Linked DNA regions of Homo sapiens: region 1 is linked to region 2. Evidence: chromatin contacts called from ENCODE Hi-C or POLR2A ChIA-PET data. All regions are on one chromosome and are shown on one strand. The core of a region is the stretch at or near the end of the contact, and the rest is flanking DNA. Distances in the headings are between cores, read along the strand shown.

What was found. Hi-C counts contacts between places; a loop is a spot of excess contacts on that map. ChIA-PET counts read pairs that join two places held with the same protein, here RNA polymerase II (POLR2A). Pooled maps may share reads with other maps.
Region 1: a loop to region 2 is called in a pooled map, with 2.1 times the contacts of the local background. The contact joins the enhancer-like site here to the promoter of SCTR-AS1 in region 2. A Hi-C loop is called at or near these places in 1 of 168 maps with a recorded cell type or tissue (transverse colon) and 1 of 50 pooled maps. POLR2A ChIA-PET finds 5 or more read pairs at or near these places in 3 of 52 experiments (Panc1, WTC11 and activated CD4-positive, alpha-beta T cell).

Annotation. Positions count from the first base shown.
Region 1 is chr2:119,516,086-119,521,839 of GRCh38, forward strand. All of the region lies in intron 1 of SCTR (secretin receptor), which reads right to left. Among named protein-coding and RNA genes, the nearest start is that of SCTR, 5.5 kb to the right of the region's middle. Within about 2 kb of position 1,531, at least 2 of the 41 ENCODE cell types and tissues checked have a DNase peak (open chromatin) inside an H3K27ac peak, as active enhancers do.
Region 2 is chr2:119,473,358-119,479,089 of GRCh38, forward strand. SCTR-AS1 (SCTR antisense RNA 1) reads left to right here and starts at 3,097. Exons shown (of 2, transcript NR_147847.1): 1 at 3,097-3,601. SCTR (secretin receptor) reads right to left here. Exons shown (of 13, transcript NM_002980.3): 3 at 5,454-5,561; 4 at 96-199. RefSeq lists enhancers at 312-863, 1,414-1,964.

The DNA.
Region 1 (5,754 bases), core at 281-2,780, 41 kb after region 2:
GAGAAAAGGAGACTCTTACATACTATTGGAAGAAATGTAAACTGGCTTAGCCATTATGAAAGACAGCATGGAGCTTCCTCAAAAAAATTCAAAATAGAACTAACATATGATTCAGGAATCACACTTCTGGTCATAAACCCAAAGGAAATGAAATCAGCACCTCGTAGAGGTACCTGTGCCCCCATGCTCACTGAAGCACTATTCACCATTGCCAAGATGTGGGAGCAACTTACGTGTCTCTCAACAGATGAATGGATGAAGAAACATGCTGCATATATACAATGGAATGCCAGTCAGCTTTAAAAAAGGAGATCCTATCATTAGTGACAACATGAATAAACTTGAAAGACATGGTGCTAAGTGAAATAAGCTGGTCACAGAAAGAAAAATACTGCATGATCTTACTTATATGTGGAATATTACAAAGTTGAATACAAAGCAGCAGGGAGTTGAATGGTGGTTGCCAGGGCCTGGGAGGGGGTGGGAATGGAGAGATATAGGTCAAAGGGTATGAAGTTGCAGTTACACCAGGATGAATAAGTCTAGAGATCTAATGTACAGCATGAAGACTATAGTTAATAATACTGTATCGGGCCGGGTGTGGTGGTTCACGCCTATAATCCCAGCACTTGGGGAGGCTGAGGTGGGCTGATCACCTGAGGTCGGAAGTTCAAGACCAGCCTGGCCAACATGGTGGAACCGCGTCCCCACTAAAAATACACAATTAGCCAGGCATGGTGGCGCATGCCTCTAATCCCAGCTACTCGGGAGGCTGAGGCGGGAGGATCACTTGAACCTCTTGAACCCGGGAGGCAGAGGTTGCAGTGAGCTGAGATCGCACCATTGCACTCTGGGCTGGGCAAAAAGAGCGAAATTCTGTCTCAAAAGTAATAACAATAATAATAACACTGTATCGTACACTGGAATTTTGCCATAAGAGTAGATTTCAGGTGCTCTTACCACACACACACACACATGCACACAAATGGTAACTTTGTGAAGAAACATATGTTAATTTGCTTGACTATAGTAATCACTTCACTGTGTATTTCAAAATATCATGTTGTACACTTTAAGTGCTTTTTTTTTTTTGAGACGGAGTCTCACTCTTTCACCCAGGCTGGAGTGCAGTGGCACAATCATGGCTCACTGCAGCCTCTACTTCCCTGGTTCAAGCATTCCTCCCGCCTCAACCTCCTGGGTAGCTGGGACTACAGGCACACACCACCACACCCAGCTAATTTTTAAAATTTTTTGTAGAGACAAGGTCTCCTATGTTGCCCAGGCTGGTCTTGAACTCCCAGGCTCAAGCCATCCACCTGCCTCAGCCTCCCCAAGTGCTGGGATTACAGGAGTGAGCCACCGTGCTTAGTCTACAATTTTTATTTTTTAAAAAAGATTATAAAAAAGAATCCAGTGAATGTGGCAAATCGAAGGGCACTGGTGAGGCTGGTTTCTGTGGGTGGAGCGTGGGAGCCAGGTTGCAGTGTGAGAGTGAGTGAAGTGGAGGCAATGAAGGTGGACGCGTCTTACAGGAAGCTGGCCACCAGGGGGCAGAGAGCAGAGGGCTATTTACTGCCTGGGCTGGATAGACTTGGGGAAGTTAACCAGCTGATGAGAAAAGTCAGCGGAGAGGAAGAGGGTGAAGGTTGGGTGAGATGGCTGTCATTGTGTTGTCCTGGGAAGGAAGTCGGTAGGGGTAGGAGTAGGGACAGGCTGTTGTCTGGGGAACAGCCTCTCTTCCACTTGGATGCTGTTATGGACTGAATGTGTCTCCACTAAATTCATATGTTGAAGCCCTACCCCCAGGGTGGCTGTATTTGGAGGTAGGGCCCATAAGGAGGTAATTAAGGTTAAACAGCATTGTAGTAATAGGGCCCTGATCCTATAGGATTAGTGTCCTTACAAGAAGAAATACCAGAAAGGTGTTTCCCTCCCCTCCCCTGCATCCACACACTCACTGGAAATGCCACATGAGGACAAAGTGGCCATGTGCAAGCCAGGAAGAGGGTCCCCACCAGAGACCAAACCCTTGGGGATCTTGATCTCACACTTCCAACCTCCAGAACCGCGAGATTAATTTCTTTTGTTTAAGTCCCCAAGTCTGTGGTATTTTGTTATGATAACACAGCTGACTAAGACAGACGGGAAGGAAAGGAACAGAGGGTACAATTTAGACACATCTGTAAGGGCAAGATGTTGGTTAGAAGTTCATCCAGGTAGTCTCAACTCTTGGGAAATGGAAGGTGAGCCCATCTGTTGAACATGAGAGGGAGGCGGGAGGTGAGAAATTTGAAAGACACGTGGCCATCAGGAGCACGCCTAAGAGCCTCAGGTGAGGGAAGTGGGGTGGGGCATGGCAGGATCTGGAGATGACTCTGGGAACCTCAGGAGCCTGCAGCACAATGGGCTAAGACTGCGGGACGTGATGAACCAGGGATGACCCTCCCCAAATGCCATCCTTGGAACAGACGCACAATGTAGAGGCTGGGTGGGCCCCAGGAGTCCATAGGAATGCTGAGCAGCCTTCTGTTTGTAATGTAAGCAAGTAGATAGCATCTGAGTATTGTGGTTTTACCTTGAGCTGCAGGTTGTCCCGAAGCCTGAGTGAAGGTCAGTGGTGAGAACCTACAGCTTGCTAAGAGCAGGGATGCAGAGACCAAGCTGGGGCTCACTGCAAGAGGCTGTTCTGGTGGTGGAGCTCGAATCCCAGATATTAAATCTAGGCTTTCAGCAAGGGGGTGCCAGGAAGAGAGGCTATGTCCTCCCTTGTCATGGTAGGAAATCTGGGGACTTCCCAACCTGGGTGGGGATCATGAGGACAGGGTGAGGTTGGGAAGTTCTGCGGGAACTCCAAAGGGTGACGATGCCAAAGCAGGTGGACTCCCCCTTTTTTTTTGAGACGGAGTTTTGCTCTTGCTGCCCAGACTGGAGTACAATGGCATGATCTCAGCTGACTGCAACCTCCGCCTCCCAAGTTCAAGCGATTCTCCTGCCTCAGCTTCCCGAGTAGCTGAGATTACAGGCCACCACGCCCAGCTAATTTTTTTGTACTTTTAGTAAAGACAGGGTTTCTCCATGTTGGTCGGACTGGTCTCAGACTGGTCTCAAACTCCCGATCTCAGGTGATCCACCCGCCTCGGCCTCCCAAAGTTCTGGGATTACAGGCATGGGCCACCGCGCTCCGCCTAAGTGGACTCCCCTAAACTGTTTGGGAACTGGTATCTCCTCCTGTTGGATTTTGTGACCCCATGCTCATTTCTGGGCCCCTCAATAAATGCTGTGTGTAACTCAGTATTTTTTTATGTTTCACAAATTGATTAGTTTAAATGAAAATTAATGCTATTTTGAAGTTTGGGAGATAATTTTATGACAGCTCCTTGGGCACCAGAAACCCGGAACAGGCCTCTCTTTTGGAGCAGATGCATGTGCTGGTTAAGAAGCTCTGCGGTGGCTCACGCCTGTAATCCCAGCACTTTGGGAGGCCAAGGTGGGTGGATCACGAGGTCAGGAGTTCAAGACAAGCCTGGCCAATGTGGTGAAACCCCATCTCTACTAAAAAATACAAAAATTAGCCAGACATTGTGGTGCATGCCTGTAGTCCCAGCTACTCAGGAGGCTGAGGCAGGAGAATCGCTTGAACCTGGGAGACGGAGGTTGCAGTGAGCCAAGATCTCGCCACTGCACTCCAGCCTAGGTGACAGAGTGAGATGAGACTCTGTCTCAAAAAAAAAAAAAAAAAGAAAAAAAGAAAAGAAAAACAAAGAAAAAAAAAAGAAAAAAAAACAAAAAAGAAGTTCCAGGTTTAAGGTCTCATGTCACCATGTCCAGCTGGGTGGCCTTAAGCAAATGGCTTCACATCTATCCAAGTGTCAGTTTCCTCATCTGCACCATGGGGCTAATAACTGTTGAAGTGAGTGTTAGTGTTAGGAGGGACTCAGCAGAGTGTCTGGTAGAAAATAAGAGTCAATTAAAGGAGCCTTCATCATCCTTCACTTATTAACTTCAGGGATAATAAAAATCTCAAAAGAAATCCACAAATACTTCTTCAGAAAACTAGAAAGTGTTTTTCCAGGTACACAAAAAAAATCCCCAGTGACCCTCTCTGAAAAGTCATCAATAATCAGCTCCCAGGCTGGGCATGGTGGCTCATACCCATAATCCCAACACTTTGGGAGTCTAAGGCAGGAGGATCACTTGAGCCCAGGAGTTCAGGACCAACCTGGGAGACATGGTGAGACCCATCTCTAAAAAAATTAAAAAATTAGATGGGGATGGTGGCAGGTGTCTGTAGTTTCAGCTGCTTGGGAGGCTGAGGTGGGAAGATCACTTGAGCCAGGAAGTTCAAGGCTGCAGTGAGCCATAATCGCACCATTGCACTCCAGCCCGGGCAACAGGGTAATTACCAGCTCTGCAGGCAACGCTTGCAGGCCTTTCTAAGGTTCTGCTCACTGTGCAGCCACAGGGCTTGTCAGCTTCTGGATCCAGATGCATGACCGGACAGGGCAGCGACCACCATGTACTGAAGGCTTCCATGTGCCAGAGCCTGTACTTGGAATTTTTATATTTCTTAGCCATCAACTGAGGAGGGATGGAGATAGGAGGGAAAAAGATGGGAAGGGAGGGTGGAATAGATCAAGGAAACATTCTCCACAGAAGTCCTTTGTCCAGTTTGGAAACTGGTTTTCATCAGGCACACCTGTTTCCATCCTCTGACTCAGATGCCGTATCACCAACCCCACTGCCCCAAACCCAATGTGAAATGAATACCTATTGTTAGCCCTATCTGTGTATCTGTCCTGAAACATGACAACCTTTAAGGCAACGGTTCTCAAGCAGGGGCGATTTTGCCCTTCCTACCCCCAGAAAAAATTTGGCAATGTCTAGAGATACATTTTCTGTTGTCACAGCTTTGGAGTGATCATGGGCTTCTAGAGGGCAGAGGTCCATGATGCTGCTAGACATTGTACAATGCACAGGACAGCTCTCAGAAGAGAGAATTATCTGGCTCCAAATGTCAGTAGTGTGAAGAAACTCTGCTTGAAGGAAAAACCAGCCCCACACACCTCACTTAACTCACTAAGGTTAACAAATTGGCAGTTTGCCAAATGTCATGGATTAAAAAGCCCTACCTTGAGTGACTCTTTCTCTACAGCCTGACACATTTCTGTACAATTTAGCAAGTAAGGAGTGCTTTCAAGAGGTGATTCTTCCTTATTTGTTGCTGCATCAGCATGATTTCATTCAGTCATCCATGCATTCATTCAACAAACACTCACTGAGCTCCTTCTTACACTGTGACAGACTCTAGGGATGAAAGATGAACAAGATGAGTCTCCATGTTCAAGTTCAAAGTGTGCATATTGGGGTTTGGGGGACAGATGTGTTAGTAAATAATTACAGTAATGTTCCAGGTAAAAGTTCTCATGAGATGTATGGGGGTGGGGCCGCAGAGGGGGCTGTGATCAGTATTTCTTATAGGGAGGCCTCAGAAAACTGCCCCATTCGGCCACTTTTTGGGTTTCACTTACAAGGGTCACTTCTGACGCCTCCCTATATGGAGTAGAGGGAGAGCGGTAATAAGCAATTTGGCCTCACTGACCCCCCTCCATTGGGAAGATGCCTATAATCTCCCTCAAGGGGGAGCTTCAAATGAATAAAAAATTATTTGAACACACTTAGATTTCAAAATCAAATGTGTGACCACCCAGAGTCAAACAGAAGGAAAGCAGGGCTCCAGAGGCTGGGAAATAT
Region 2 (5,732 bases), core at 1,847-4,346:
CCACCCTGTCCTCTCCCAGGGCCTCCTCTCCCAGGGCCTCCTCACCCTATAGGTTCCTGTCCCCGGGTTCGTGGGGTGGAGGTTGACAGGCTTACCCGCTTCTCGTTGGAAGAGTCGTTCACATTAACGCCACAGGCCAGATTAGGCCTGGGGAAGGTTTCTGACCAGCCATCCTGTGTGCAGTTTCGGAACAAGGAACCTGTGGGTGCCAAGAGTCCTGTAGGTGAGCCATGGGCCCAGGCACTGTGATTTTCATAGTAACATCTATTGTAACATGTAGCTGCTACAACCACTCTATAGTGTGGAAACTGAGGCACACAGCAGTTCCAGAACTTGCCCAAGACCACACCCTAGTAAATAGGGGGAAAGTGATTTGAACCCTGGGGCTCGGGCTCCAGAGCCCAAGCTCTTAAGCACACACCACGTGCCAGTCCCCCTTCTCACCCCAGCCGGGTGCTGCTCCTGATCCCAGGCCCTGCCACCGTTTAACAGGTGGGTACCCCGGAGAATCTGTGGTGGCTGCCCAGTACCTGGCCACTCCCATCATGACTTTTTCTCAGGCTCCCATTTTTACTCATCCTGCTCCATGGAAGTTCTGTTTTAAATGGAACTTCATGCCCTGCTCACTCAGCCATTTGAAAACCACCAGAGTGCCATTGAGATGAACCCCTCCAGGCAGCGCCCCTCACGGAAGGGTGGAGGGTCCTTCGGCCACGACCTGTAGGCCACCCCTCTGCATTTCTCTGCATAATAGATCGTGAGACCACCACAGTCCTCCGGCTCAGCTGCTCACTGCCCCCCACCCCTGGCACGAGGACGCATGCTGGGCCCTCTCACCACATGGGCAGTGGCTTCCCCGCCTCCCCAGTGCCTGGCCCAGAGCCTCTGCTTATCAAACGCGGGCTGGCTGGCTGGACAGAAAGGCAAATTGAATGGGGATAAAGAGCCTGCCCTGAACTCTTCTCATAGGGAAGAGGAGAGCACTTCCCCACTGGAGCTTTTACAGCAGGAGCCCAGCCTGCGGAAGGGAGCCACTAGCCAGGAGGGAAGTCTTGGAAGGCCACCGTGAGGAGTTTCCCTCCTCGGGCTGAATGGCCTCGCTGAATTCTGTACTCTGAGCTGCCAAGGAGGGCTGGGATCTGGCTCCCCAGCTCAGGCCGGTGTAAGTGTTGCAGGGGGCAGGATGCTGATGGCCGAGTCCTGTGGGTAGGAGCCCTGCCACCCCTTTGCTCTCACTGGAGCCTTAACAGCCCCAGCTGAGCGTGGCATGCTTCTTTACACAGTCTCCAGGGGCTGGGCCCCTGGCTAACAGGGTTTAGGGTCTAATCCTCACAGTGCCCCACTGAAGGAGGTGCTGCTGCCCATTTTACAGGACAGAACACCAAGGCCCAGAATTGAGCTATCATGCCCAGCCACAGCGTATGCTATCACTGTTCTACCCACCCACCGGGCCCTCTTCCTGAAGTCTCAGGGGCAGCGTCTAGGACCAGGAGACCGTGTCCTCTGAGATCTGGGCATGCCTGCCCTGTGGAGGCTCAGGAGGCCTGGAGCGCAGGTTTAGAAGCAGCCAGATCTGAGTCTGAAACCCAGTGCAGCCTCTTGGTCACTGTGTGACCTTCGGTGCATCATTTCTCTGTGCCACAAAATAATCACCCACACTGCAAGAGTGAGCAGGGAACATGAGAGCACACGGAAAATGCCTAGGCTGGTGCCAGGCACAGAGCGGGCACCGAGGCATCACTCCCCTCTCTTTTTGGCCTTTCTAAAATAGGCAGAAGTGGGAGGGGCTTGGAATCTTGGAATTTAGGCGAGGGGTGGGGAGGTTTCTGGAACTGAATCAAGAGAGTTAGGTTGTCAGATGGGAAACAACGGTGGTCAAATTTAGGCTGGGTGGATGGGAAAGCAAGTTAAGGGAACACAAATTCCCCCAAGGCCAGAATCGAAGGTTATAAGACAGCGCGTGCCTAGAGGCTGGGCTCCCTGTGGGCTCGCCCAGGGCAGCAGGCCTGCCCGTTTGGGGCCCTCTCCTCACTGACACAGCAGGACTCCCAAGACAGATGCTGCATGTGACCCAGGCCAGGTGCCCAGAGCTGCTAACAAGGCAGGGCCCCCTGCCTTCCACTCTGTAGAGCTGCAAAGCAGCTGCCTCCCCACTTCCCCAGGGCTGAATTCCTAATAGGTAAGGGAAACTTAACCAGGCACAGGCCAGTGTGCACCTCAGGGGACCCCTGAAAGGATGTTTGTGCATATATATATATATATAGATGTAGATATTTATATTATATATATAATATAAATAGATATTTATATTTATATTTGTATTATATTATAAATATAAAATAAATATATATATTATGTGCATATATATAAATATATAGATATATAGATATATATTTATGCAGTTCGGGGAAAGACTAGTCCAAAGCTTTCATCTGATTTTCAGAAGGCTCCGGGACCCTAATCAGGTTGGGAAGCATGACCGCTTTAAGGCCAGATCCTCACTAAGTAGGAAGAGAAAGAGGGCCAAGGGGATGCCGCTGGGGAATTGTGTTTTTTAATAAGGAACTCTGGAAGACCAGCGTCCTTTTCAGAATCAAAGGAATACACCCTAGAGGGAGCATTCTAGGCCTGGCATGAACAGAAACATCTGGGGGCAGAATCGGCCTGCGGTTTCTCCAGTCACATGGACCCCACCCCTCCTGTCAGGACCCATGTAGTAGGTGCCCTCAAGGAGAATTAATTTATTTTCCAGAGCACCTTGTCCTCACTGGGCGCTCCCCCTGGGGTTAGGGTTGGGGGCACCACCTAGGGAAGCCTGCCTTCCTGCCGGGAGATGAAGGGGCAGGAGTCTAATCAGACCCAGAAGTAGATCTATGGGGATGAAGGAGGGGTGGGTGGGAGTTCTTGATGATAAATTGAGGCCAGACAGCTGTTGACCTGTGCTCTTGGGCCACCCACCCCCAGGCTGGGTATGAACAACGTGGCCCCCACCACCCTGGAGGGAGCCCAGAGCCCAATAGGCAGGCCTTTGGTGTGGCCCTGCAGGCCCACAGCGACACCATGTGGCGGCGAGAAGAAACTGCAGCAGAGTCGGCACAGGACCCCAGCTTCCATCCTCACGTTGTGTGGACATGGTCCAGCTTCCTGCCGCGGACCATGAGCAATCCAAGGGTAGGGGAGCCTCAAGAGGGAGACACTGAGCCTTTACGTAATGAGGCAGGGAGGGGTTCAAGCAATTAATTGAGAAAGGATGTGACAGGACTGGCACCTGGTCACTTTGTGGCCGTGAGCACCAGCTCCGCCTATCCCCTCTGCAGGGCAGAAGGGACAGTGCTGCGGGAGGCGGAGGTGCTGTGGCTCTGGGAAGGCTGAAAAGGGACGGCTGCAAAGGAGAAGAGCTTCGAGTCCTTTCCATCAGGAGAAAAACCCGGTCAGCTGTGGAGGAGCACTGCACAGGAGTCAGAAAGTGGAGTCTGGGCGTGACCTTGCACCTGACCAGCCTGGGGCTCTAGGTCCGCCACATCTGGACTAATCTCCTGTGTCCTGAGCTCCCAGGACCCCAGAGGCAAGCATGGAGGGGCCACGCTGGCAGGTAAAGTTGGTAAGCTTGCGGGGGTGTGTGTGGCAGGGGTAGGGGAGGGAAGGTGGGAAGGAGAAAAAGGAAAAGAAGGGAGAGGAGTAGGGGAGAAGGGACAAAATTTATTTCCAAGCACAGCCTTACAGGGCAGGTCTTATTTATTTTCCCCATTTTACAGTCAAGAAAATTGAGGCTCCCCAGCAGTGAGCAACTTGGATCCCGGGGCTGACTGGCACCCAGCTAAAAGACATTTCCCCAGGTCCCTTGCAGTTAGATGTTGCCATGTGACTGAGTTCTAGCCGAGGGAATGTGGGCAGAGTGGGATCCTTCCCAGGCCCGCCCCTTATGAACCTCTGCTGTGTGGTCCTCCGAGTTCTTTCCTCTCCGCCAGTCAGCCTGGAAACTATGTGATGCCACGGTTGTGAGGTGTGGGGTGCTGGGGTCACCGTGTAGAGGAGAGCTGCCTGCTAATCAGGAATACCTGTTTCCTGTTCTGGACGTTTTTTGTTTGTTTGTTTGTTTGTTTGTTTGTTTGTGACAGAGTCTCACTCTGTCGCCCAGGCTGGGGTGCAGTGGCACGAGCTCAGCTAACTGCAACCTCAGCCTCCCAGGTTCAAGTGATTCTCGTGCCTCGGCCTCCTGAGTAGCTGGGATTACAGGTGTGCACCACCACGCCTAGCTAATTTTTGTACTTTTAGAAGAGATGGGGTTTCACCATGTTGGCCAGGCTGGTCTCGAACTCCCGACCTCAGGAGATCCGCCCACCTCGGCCTCCCAAAGTACTGGGATTACAGGTGTGAGCCACCGCACCCAGCCTGTTTTGGACTTTCTGTGGACAAATTTGCATGAAGGCTTTGAGATGTGGGGCATTGTCTGTTACAGCAGCTAGCATTACCAAGCCAGGAATTGGAGGAGCGGGTTTCAAGCCTGTCTACCTCATTTCCCCCAGTTCCCATAGTGTAGGGTGTTGAGTGAGGCTTCGAGGGAGCAGCATGTTCCCCAAATATGTGTGTGTGTGCACACATGTGCGTATGTACAGCAGAATTATGGTGAGAAGAATCTCCACTCCCTTCCCACAGTCTCTGAACCGTGGTCATCTTTGCCTTGCCTGACTTTGAAAGGCTGGTGGGTTTTAGTGTTAAATCACCTATTCTTGTTCAGGCTTCATCTGGCAGCTTTGCTGTCCTGCATGGACCAGGAAAGAGGGGCAGCTGCACAGCTTTTCTCAGTCCCTGTTATTATTACTCTTTACTGGATCAAGGGAAAAGTCCTGTGATCTGCAGGGGGTTTATGATGAATAAATGAGCCCGTATGTACATATAAAAATGTCCAGTGCATGGTCGACTTCTAATCAATGTGAGTCAACTAGGAAAATTCTTAAATCCGCAGCTGTCTTCTGGTAAGACAACCCCTCGCCCCAGGAGGCCAGGGGCTCCCAGGGAGCCAATTTCTCAGCAGGGCCTGACAGTGGAAGGAAGTATTTTGGAAGGCCAGGCCATTAGGGAGCCTGCCACTACCAGGAGGGGTTCCAGACATGGGGACTGGAACAAGGCCCCTGGTTGCTAAGGGGGCAGAAACATGGAAGGAAGGAAGAGAGCTCCTAGCTGAAGGGCCTGGGGAAGACAGAAGCAGGCCCAGCCTCCCTTATCGCCTTCCCCAGTGCACTGCCTCCTGCCCCCTTGCTTGACACCCTCAGAATTTGAGTCCACCCCACATTCCCAAGCAAGGCTTCTAATCCTTTGCAGTGATCTCCCCCATCATTGTACCCATACTTGTCCTCAGAGAAGGTTCCTTGGCCTCCTGCCTCTAAGCTGAGGCCCCACCCAGAGGGACACCCCTCAGCCTGTCCGCCAGGCCCCATGGGCCGAGTGGTTACCATTTCTGCTGGTGAGCATCCGGAGGAATCTCGGGCATTCCACCTCCACCATCCGGCCCGGCACAGAAGAGGGCCAGCAGCTTATGTTGTCCCACATCCCCTCACAACCTGCCAAGAAAAGCAGCATCAGACAAGGATGGGGGATGGACCGAGGGCTGCCCTACCATCCTGTCCACATCACCGACACCCTTGCCTGCCTGGAATTCCCACTAGACTACTTTCAAAGCTCTCATTAGGTGCTGACTCCTCAGGATCAGGAACCTATCCTGTCTAATGCAC